Linked DNA regions of Homo sapiens: region 2 is linked to region 1. The links are chromatin contacts, found by Hi-C in ENCODE. All regions are on one chromosome and are shown on one strand. Each heading gives the region's core, a stretch centred on a gene start or an enhancer-like site at or near the end of the contact. The rest is flanking DNA. Distances are from core to core; before and after follow the strand shown. Region 1 overlaps ARHGEF19 (Rho guanine nucleotide exchange factor 19). Region 2 holds the start of ZBTB17 (zinc finger and BTB domain containing 17).

Evidence for each region. A loop is a pair of places that touch in the nucleus more often than their neighbours do. Pooled maps may share reads with other maps.
Region 2: a loop to region 1 is called in a map of naive thymus-derived CD4-positive, alpha-beta T cell, with 3 times the contacts of the local background. The contact joins the promoter of ZBTB17 here to the enhancer-like site in region 1. A Hi-C loop is called at or near these places in 1 of 168 maps with a recorded cell type or tissue (naive thymus-derived CD4-positive, alpha-beta T cell), 3 of 37 single-sample maps with no recorded cell type and 8 of 50 pooled maps.

Annotation. Positions count from the first base shown.
Region 1 is chr1:16,204,511-16,208,130 of GRCh38, forward strand. It overlaps ARHGEF19 (Rho guanine nucleotide exchange factor 19), which reads right to left. Exons shown (of 16, transcript NM_153213.5): 3 at 3,434-3,620; 4 at 3,165-3,267; 5 at 3,012-3,088; 6 at 2,438-2,700; 7 at 1,670-1,830; 8 at 1,421-1,573; 9 at 1,028-1,157; 10 at 841-915; 11 at 577-666; 12 at 249-409. Among named protein-coding and RNA genes, the nearest start is that of ARHGEF19, 6.3 kb to the right of the region's middle. RefSeq lists silencers at 2,016-2,085, 2,286-2,735 and an enhancer at 2,782-3,620. Within about 2 kb of position 2,146, at least 39 of the 41 ENCODE cell types and tissues checked have a DNase peak (open chromatin) inside an H3K27ac peak, as active enhancers do.
Region 2 is chr1:15,974,270-15,977,776 of GRCh38, forward strand. It overlaps ZBTB17 (zinc finger and BTB domain containing 17), which reads right to left and starts at 1,832. Exons shown (of 16, transcript NM_003443.3): 1 at 1,714-1,832. RefSeq lists enhancers at 696-805, 1,697-2,196 and silencers at 1,226-1,555, 1,596-1,695.

The DNA of each region.
Region 1 (3,620 bases), core at 896-3,395:
TGAAGCTCACAGCATCTCCAAGTCCTCGGCATACAGTCTAGCCCTTGATTCTCCCTTCTGGAACATGGACTTGTCTCACATCTCTGCCTTTGCTTCAGGAGCCTCCAAATCTCAGGGTGCCCTGGCAGCATACCCTGGCACAGGCAGGGACTCCCAGGCCCAGGGATGGACTGGTCATAAGCCCAGTGGTGGGGAGGAAGAGAGCCTGGCTCCACTTTACCTACCCACCCCTGACTGCCCCGACTCACTCCTTCCGCCGAGAGAGCAGCAAGCAGTCATTGAAGAGGTGGAGGTAGACTGCCTTGCTGGACAGCTTCAGCTTGGCAGGGGGTGCTGCAGGCAGTGGTGCCAGCTCTACCAACTCTCCATGCCGAACCAGCCAGCGGGCCTGAGAGATCAGCGGGAAAATCTAGAGGGATGGAGAAGGATGGGTCAGGCCCAGGGGCACCAGGCAGAGAGCACAAGATGGTAGATGGGAGGGTGTGGGCAGCGATTAACTGGCCTGAAGCCCCCAGGGCAAGGAAGAAACAAGAGCTGCCCCTTGGGGTCCCCATCCCGCTGGCTGCAGACACACACCTTGCCCTCAAAGTGGATCTTCTTGCTCAGGTGGATGAGTTCCTCTGTCCTCTTCATGGACTGTACACTAGCATTGCACTCCTGCACCAGCTGGGGGAGCCGTGGGGAGGTCACCTGCAGCCCCTCAGCTCCGGCTCCCAGAGCCCAGCCTCAGACTCTTGCCTGGGGACCGGAGACTCTGACAGCTGGGGGCTGTTTTAGAGACGTGCTGGGGGTCCAGGGGGGGCCTCAGGAGCCAAGCAGCCCCTGCCCTGCCCAGCTCACCTCCTTGAGCGCATTGAAGGCCTTGGTGGCCATGTCTTCGTCTTCAGAGCCCTGTGCTGTCCGCTTCAGGATGTTCTGGAAGGTGGGATCAGCACAATGAGGCAGTCCTCATACTCCCGAGACCCGGCCCGCCCACAGGTGTATCTCCCTCGCCCAGCCCTCACTGTGGCCTGTCCCCTCGAGGTACCTCCACCAACATCTTGAGGCGGGTGATCCTCTGGAAGGGCAGGATAAGGAAGGAGGTAAGGGGCAGACGCTGGCACACAGGAGACTCCTCCAGGCGAGCCAGGATGCCAGGGAACCTGGGGTTCTCCAGGCTGGAAAATGGGGAGGACTCTGGAATCACAGGTAGGCCTGAATTCCTGGGATCCACAACCCTGGCCATCCACGGGGTCCTCAGGGGGCTTCTCAGCACATCCTTACTGCCCTTTGGGGTTGCATCTCACCTTATCCTGGTCACAGAGACCTTTTCAGGGACCCCTCCCCTCCCAGAGTCACCTTACGTCACCCAGCCCTCAGTGCCTACACCTGCCTGAGACTCCCTCCACGCCCCCGCCCCTTTCAGAGCCCCCAGCCCTACAGCAGGCGCTGGTAGGTGCGCTCCTGGTAGGCCTGGTTGGTGACATAGGGCAGGTAGACTCTGCGGAAGGCCGGGCAGTGGTCCAGCACCACGTCGCACACGCTGAAGCGCAGCACATCTGCCTCCAGCCGCTGCTCCAGGTCCTGCAGGAACCTGAGGAGTCAGAGCCAGGATGGAGACCCCAGATCTGGGAGCTGGCCAACCACTGGCTCCGTCCCCACCCCGGGCCAGGCCAGACCACTTCTTCACCTCTCGCTGGTGCTCTTGACCTCGGGCAGTTTGGAAAACAGCCACTGCTTGTCCTGCGCCCCCAGACACTCGCTCAGCTCGGCAGAGCCTAAGAAGTGGCCCACAGCCACCGACAGGCTGTGGATGTAGGAGGCCTCGGAGGTGATCAGCTCAAACTTGGCCTGAGGGAGGGCACACACGGGGTCGAAAGGGCAGGACCAGTTCACCTCGGAGGCCCTGGCCTCACATCCCCAGACCCCAGGACGCCACACCTCGCGTCCTCGCCCCTTCTCTAGCCCCACTCCTAATCTGGCGCCGGGCGGGCCCGGCGACCCACGTCCCGCCGCGGGAAATTGTGCAAGCCTTTCCTGTCCTCGATCCCGCCCCTCTCCTAAGCCCCGCCCCGACGCGTTCTTCCCAGAGCCCCGCCCACCCCCCAGGTCCCGCCCCTGATCCTGGCCCCGCCTTGTTCCGCGCCCACCAGGCGTTTGCTCTTCCAATGGTTCCGCTCCTCATCCGGCCCTGTCCTATCCTAGGTTTCGTCCCGCTGGCTCCGCCCCCTACCCGCACCCAAGCCCGGCTCCCCTCGCCTCTCGCTCAGCGGCTTGCTGTCCTCGCTTCCAGACGGCCTCGTGTAGTCAGGTCCTAGAGCCAACCTTCCGCGCGGACAGTCGCGCCAGCAACCCCCTTTGTGTGTCCCCCTCCCTCTATGGCCCGGTTCCCGCTAAGTCCCCGGACCGCGTACTCCCCGGCCCGCCCCCGCCCCGCCGGGTCCCCGCGCGCGCCCACCTCCTGCAGCTTGCAGTCCCGCAGGCTCAGCGTGGCCAGGACGCCGCTGCCGCGTACGTCGGGGATATCCTGCCACAGCGAGAAGGTGGAGCCTCGCGCCGAGCGCTGCGCCCGGAAGGAGCTGCTGGGGGAGAGGTTGGCCCGCGGCGGCCCCGGCCCCTCCTCTGCGCCCTCGGCCTCGTCCCCCGGGCCCTCCTCCTCGCGCTGCTGCCGCCGCAGTTCGCGGGCGCTGGCCACGTCGCTGTATTCCTGATAGAGGACGGCTGGGGGAAAGACGGGCGGGGGAGAGCGTGGGGCGCCCGCCAGCCCCTGCCCGGCTTTTCCTCGGTTCCCTCAAGAGCCCGCGTCACTTAACCTTTGCCGCGGTTCGGATATCTGGACACAGTGAATTCATTCATTCATTCATTCATTCCATAAACAAATTGAGCACCTACTGAGTGCTAGATACCGACAGTTCCATTCTCCGTTTCTCACTCGATCCCTACCTCTCAACTCTCCAAACCCTCTTTTCCCCGTTTCCACACCGCAGCCCCTTCCTCCGTTACCTCCTCCCAGGGACCCCCCTCCCACGTACAGTTAAGGAGGAATCGAGACTGGCGCCGCTCGTTGGTGCTCCTGGACCCCAAAGGCGGCTCTTCCTGTGTGTCTAGCCTAGGAAAGAGAGAGCGTCACGGCCCTAGTTCGCCTGCACCCTGTCTCGGACCCAAGCCCAAACGGGAGGTGGTACCTGGGCTCGGACCAATCGCCCTCTCGTGAGTCACCAGGGGCTGGCCGCGACACCCGGTCCCCGCTCATCTCTACACTTCGAGCCTCCATTCCAGATGCTTTCCCTGGAGAGGGCGAGAACTGAGGGTGGGGGGTCCAGAGAGTGGGCCTGGGGCCTGGGCCCCGGCCCAGGCACCCTGACGGCCTCAGGCGGCCGGTGAGTGGGCATCGCCCACCCCCACCCCCACCCGGCATCTGGCTGCCCTCAGGGCCCATGGGAGGAGCTGGTACCTTCCCGGGCTGCTCCGGTGCCTGACCCAGAGATGAGTGCCCGGGCTGCTGAATTCCGCCCCAGGCGCAGAGAAGAGTGCAGCCGGGTCATCAGCTCCGATGCCGAGAAGCGCCTCCGCTCAGGACCTTCGAGGCTCACTCGGGTGGACCCAGACAACTCCACCCTGGGCTCCTCTGTGCTCAGGGC
Region 2 (3,507 bases), core at 582-3,081, 230 kb before region 1:
CAGCCTTCCAAGAAGCTGGGACCACCAGAGGTGTACTCCACCATGCCCGGCTATTTTTTTTTTCCTTTTTTTTTTTTTTTCTTTTAATAAAGATGGGGTCTTGCCATGTTGCCCAGGCTTGTCTCAAACTCCTGGGCTCAAATGATCATCCCACGTTGGCCTCCCAAAGTGCTAGAATTACAGAGTAAGCCACCGCACCTGGCCACAGATCTGATTCTTAAATGGCTTCCCATTAACCTAAAGTTTAAAGTCCTTAACTAGGTTTACAACGTCCCCTAAGACCAGACCACAGCTTGCTGCTGCTTTTTTTTTTTTTCTTTTTTGAGACGGAATCTCGCTCTGTCGCCCAGGCTGGAGTGCAGTGGCGCCGTTTCGGCTCACTGCAACCTCCGCCTCCTGCGTTCGAGCGATTCTCATACCTCAGCCTCCTGAGCAGCTGGGACTACAGGCGCGCGCAAGCACGACCGGCTAATTTTTGTATTTTTAGTAGAGACGGGGGTTTCACCATATTGGCCAGGCTGGTCTCGAACTCCTGACCTCAAGTGATCTGCCCGCCTGGGCCTCCCAAAGTGCTGAGATTACAAGCGTGAGACAACGAGCCCGGCCCAGTCTGCTTCTTTATTTAGCCTGATCTCTCTCTCCTCTCTCTACGAAGATGAGTTTTCTCACAAACTACACCCTTAACTGGGAATACCCGTTTTCCTGCCTCACTCCGCTGAGCTTCCCTTAGATCTTAGCTTTCTGGGGGACAGAAGCCTCCCGGGATTCCCCCTAGGCTGAGTGATGTGTCTCTACTCCGTGCTTCAGAGGAAGGAGGGCTTTCTGCCCTCGCAGCAGTATCAGAATTGCTGATTTACCTGTATGTCTCCCACATGGGTCTCTGAGCTCTGGGTGACAATGGTGATACAATTAATAACAGCAACAAACACACAGCATTTACTTTGTACCCATAAGTGTTCTAGGAGCCTCATTTCCCCTTTATTACAATCTTAGGAGGCTGATTTTATTATCATCTCTGCTTAAAGGATGAATAAACCCAGGCAGAGAGAAAAAGCCAAAAGTGCCTAAGGTCACAGCAGGGAATGGGGATTCAAACCCCGCTGCTGGGCTCCACGGTTCACACTCCTAACTCCAGGATCGAGGATCCTGGAGGATCGAGTCCGCCCGCATCACTCGCTCTAGCTTCACCATCTATCAGGTGCTGAACCACCGTCCGCAGTACGAATGAATGAATGAAATGCTTTTATACAGGGACAGCGTCGGCCTCCTCTGTCAGCTCCTCCTAGGCCCGGGCAGCCCCGCTCCCTCCCGCCCCGGCCGGCCGACAGGAGCTGCCCCGGCACTGCGCTCCCTCGCGGCCGCAGAACGCCCACCCTCGACAGCGCGCGGGGTCAAGGGGCGGTGACAGCCGTGCGGCGGGGGCGGAGATGCTACCAGCTGGGGTGTCATCCAGCCCGGGAGGTGACACGCGCCCCCTCGCCCGGGCGGTCGCCTGGCCGCCCACTCCCCGCCAGCACGCCCGGCGACGCCCCCCGCCCCGCCACCCCACAATCTCCCGCCCAGCGGTGTCCCCTCAGCCCCGGTTGGCGTCCCATTCCACTTCCCTCCCCTCCCCCACACAACCGTCACCGGCGTCCCACCGCGCCCCATCCTCCGCCGCCTCCGCCCCGGCTCCCGGGACTTCCCCGGCCCCGGGCGATTGTTGACACTCACCTGCCATGTCCCGGACCCCACCGCAGAGGGAGGTGCATCACGGCCGCGAGAAGGCCGGGGACGGCACTCCAGAGCAGACAAAGGGCGCCGCCATGTTAGAGTCGGGCGGAACCGACCTCGCAGGCTTCCCGGCTGCAACTTCCGGCGCATGCGCAGCGTCCTCGCTAGGAGAGCGCCCATAGACAGACGCATGCGCCTAGCTATCCAAAAGTTCCACCTTACAGTACTTCGGCGCTCAGAGTTGTCCTCATTGTACCCCTGCCTTGGTTTCTCTTCCAAATATAACAGTAACATCATGTGTTCAGCTCTTACTGTGTGCCAGGCACTGTGTTAAGCGCTTTACATGCATTATCTCTTTAAATCCTCACACCAATTATAAGATAGTATTATTCTCCTAATTTTAAAAAAGGGAAAACAGACTCAAAAAGTGTAAATCAATGTCCATGGTCACATATCTTGTAAGTGGTGGACCGGAGATATGAATCTACTTGTGGCTTCAAAGCTGCAGATCCCAGTTGTGTTTTTCTACCTTCTAAACCGAACATTATCCCCTTCCCTGATTGTCTTGGACGTGAATAAAGGTGTCTGAAAACAAAAGTGTCTGCAGACTTGCATGGCCCCTCCGTGGCCCCTCTTCTACCTTTTTGGTAGCTCTAGGCCACTGACTTCTCCACTTTCTCACAGTCTGAGGGCTTTCTCCTTTGTTTACTTCTAGGCCTGCATATTTTCCATAATCTATAATTTTAACAACACTCTTGCCACTACTGTAAGCTCTTTTGCCCCCTTGCCTTTTTGTCACATGGATTTGGTAAGAATACCAACGCTGTGTGAATCCAAATGCACCTTTTCTCTTTGTTAGCTCCCAAACAGCCAAGCACAGCTGAAGAAAGTATGCAGTGGGGAGACTGTTCCCTAGAGATTCATGTCCACTAGCCTTCAGTGGGATGCAACATATGCCAATCTGGCAACTCACTCCTGTCTTCACAATGGCTAGAGAAACAAAAAAGCCCAGCAGTTGACTTCACCCCTTCTTGTCTTTAGGTTTTTTTTTTTTTTTTGGAGACAGAGTCTCACTCTGTCTTCCAGGCTGGAGTGCAGTGGCGCTGTCTCGGTTCACTGCAAGCTCCGCCTCCCGGGTTCACGCCATTCTCCTGTCTCAGCCTCCAGAGTAGCTGGGACTACAGGCGCCCGCCACAACACCTGGCTAATTTTTTGTATTTTTAGTAGAGACGGGGTTTCACCATGTTAGCCAGGATGGTCTCGATCTTCTGACCTCGTGATCCACCTGCCTCAGCCTCCCAAAGTGCTGGGATTACAGGCGTGAGCCGCCGTGCCCGGCCGTCTTTCTTTTCTTTCTTTTTTTTTTTTTTAGATGGGGTCTCGCTATGTTGCCCGGCTGGACTGAAACCCCTAGGCTTAAGCATCCCATTTCAACCTCCCCAGTAGCTGAGACTACAGGCATGTGCACCCACAACTGGCTAACTTCACCCGTTCTTTTTAACTATATTTTTAATTTTTATTTCAGTAGTTTTTGGGGAACACATGGTGTTTGGTTACATGGATAAGTTCTTTAGTGATGATTTCTGTGATTTTGGGGGACCCATGACCTGAACAGTGTACATTCTACCCAAGGTGTAGTCTTTTTTTTTTTTTTTTTTTTTTTTTGAGATGGAGTCTTGCTCTGTTGCCCAGGCTGGAGTGCAGTGGCGCCATCTGGGCTCACTGCAAGTTCCGCCTCCCAGGTTCACGCCATTCTCCTGACTCAGCCTCCCGAGTAGCTGGGACTACAGGCGC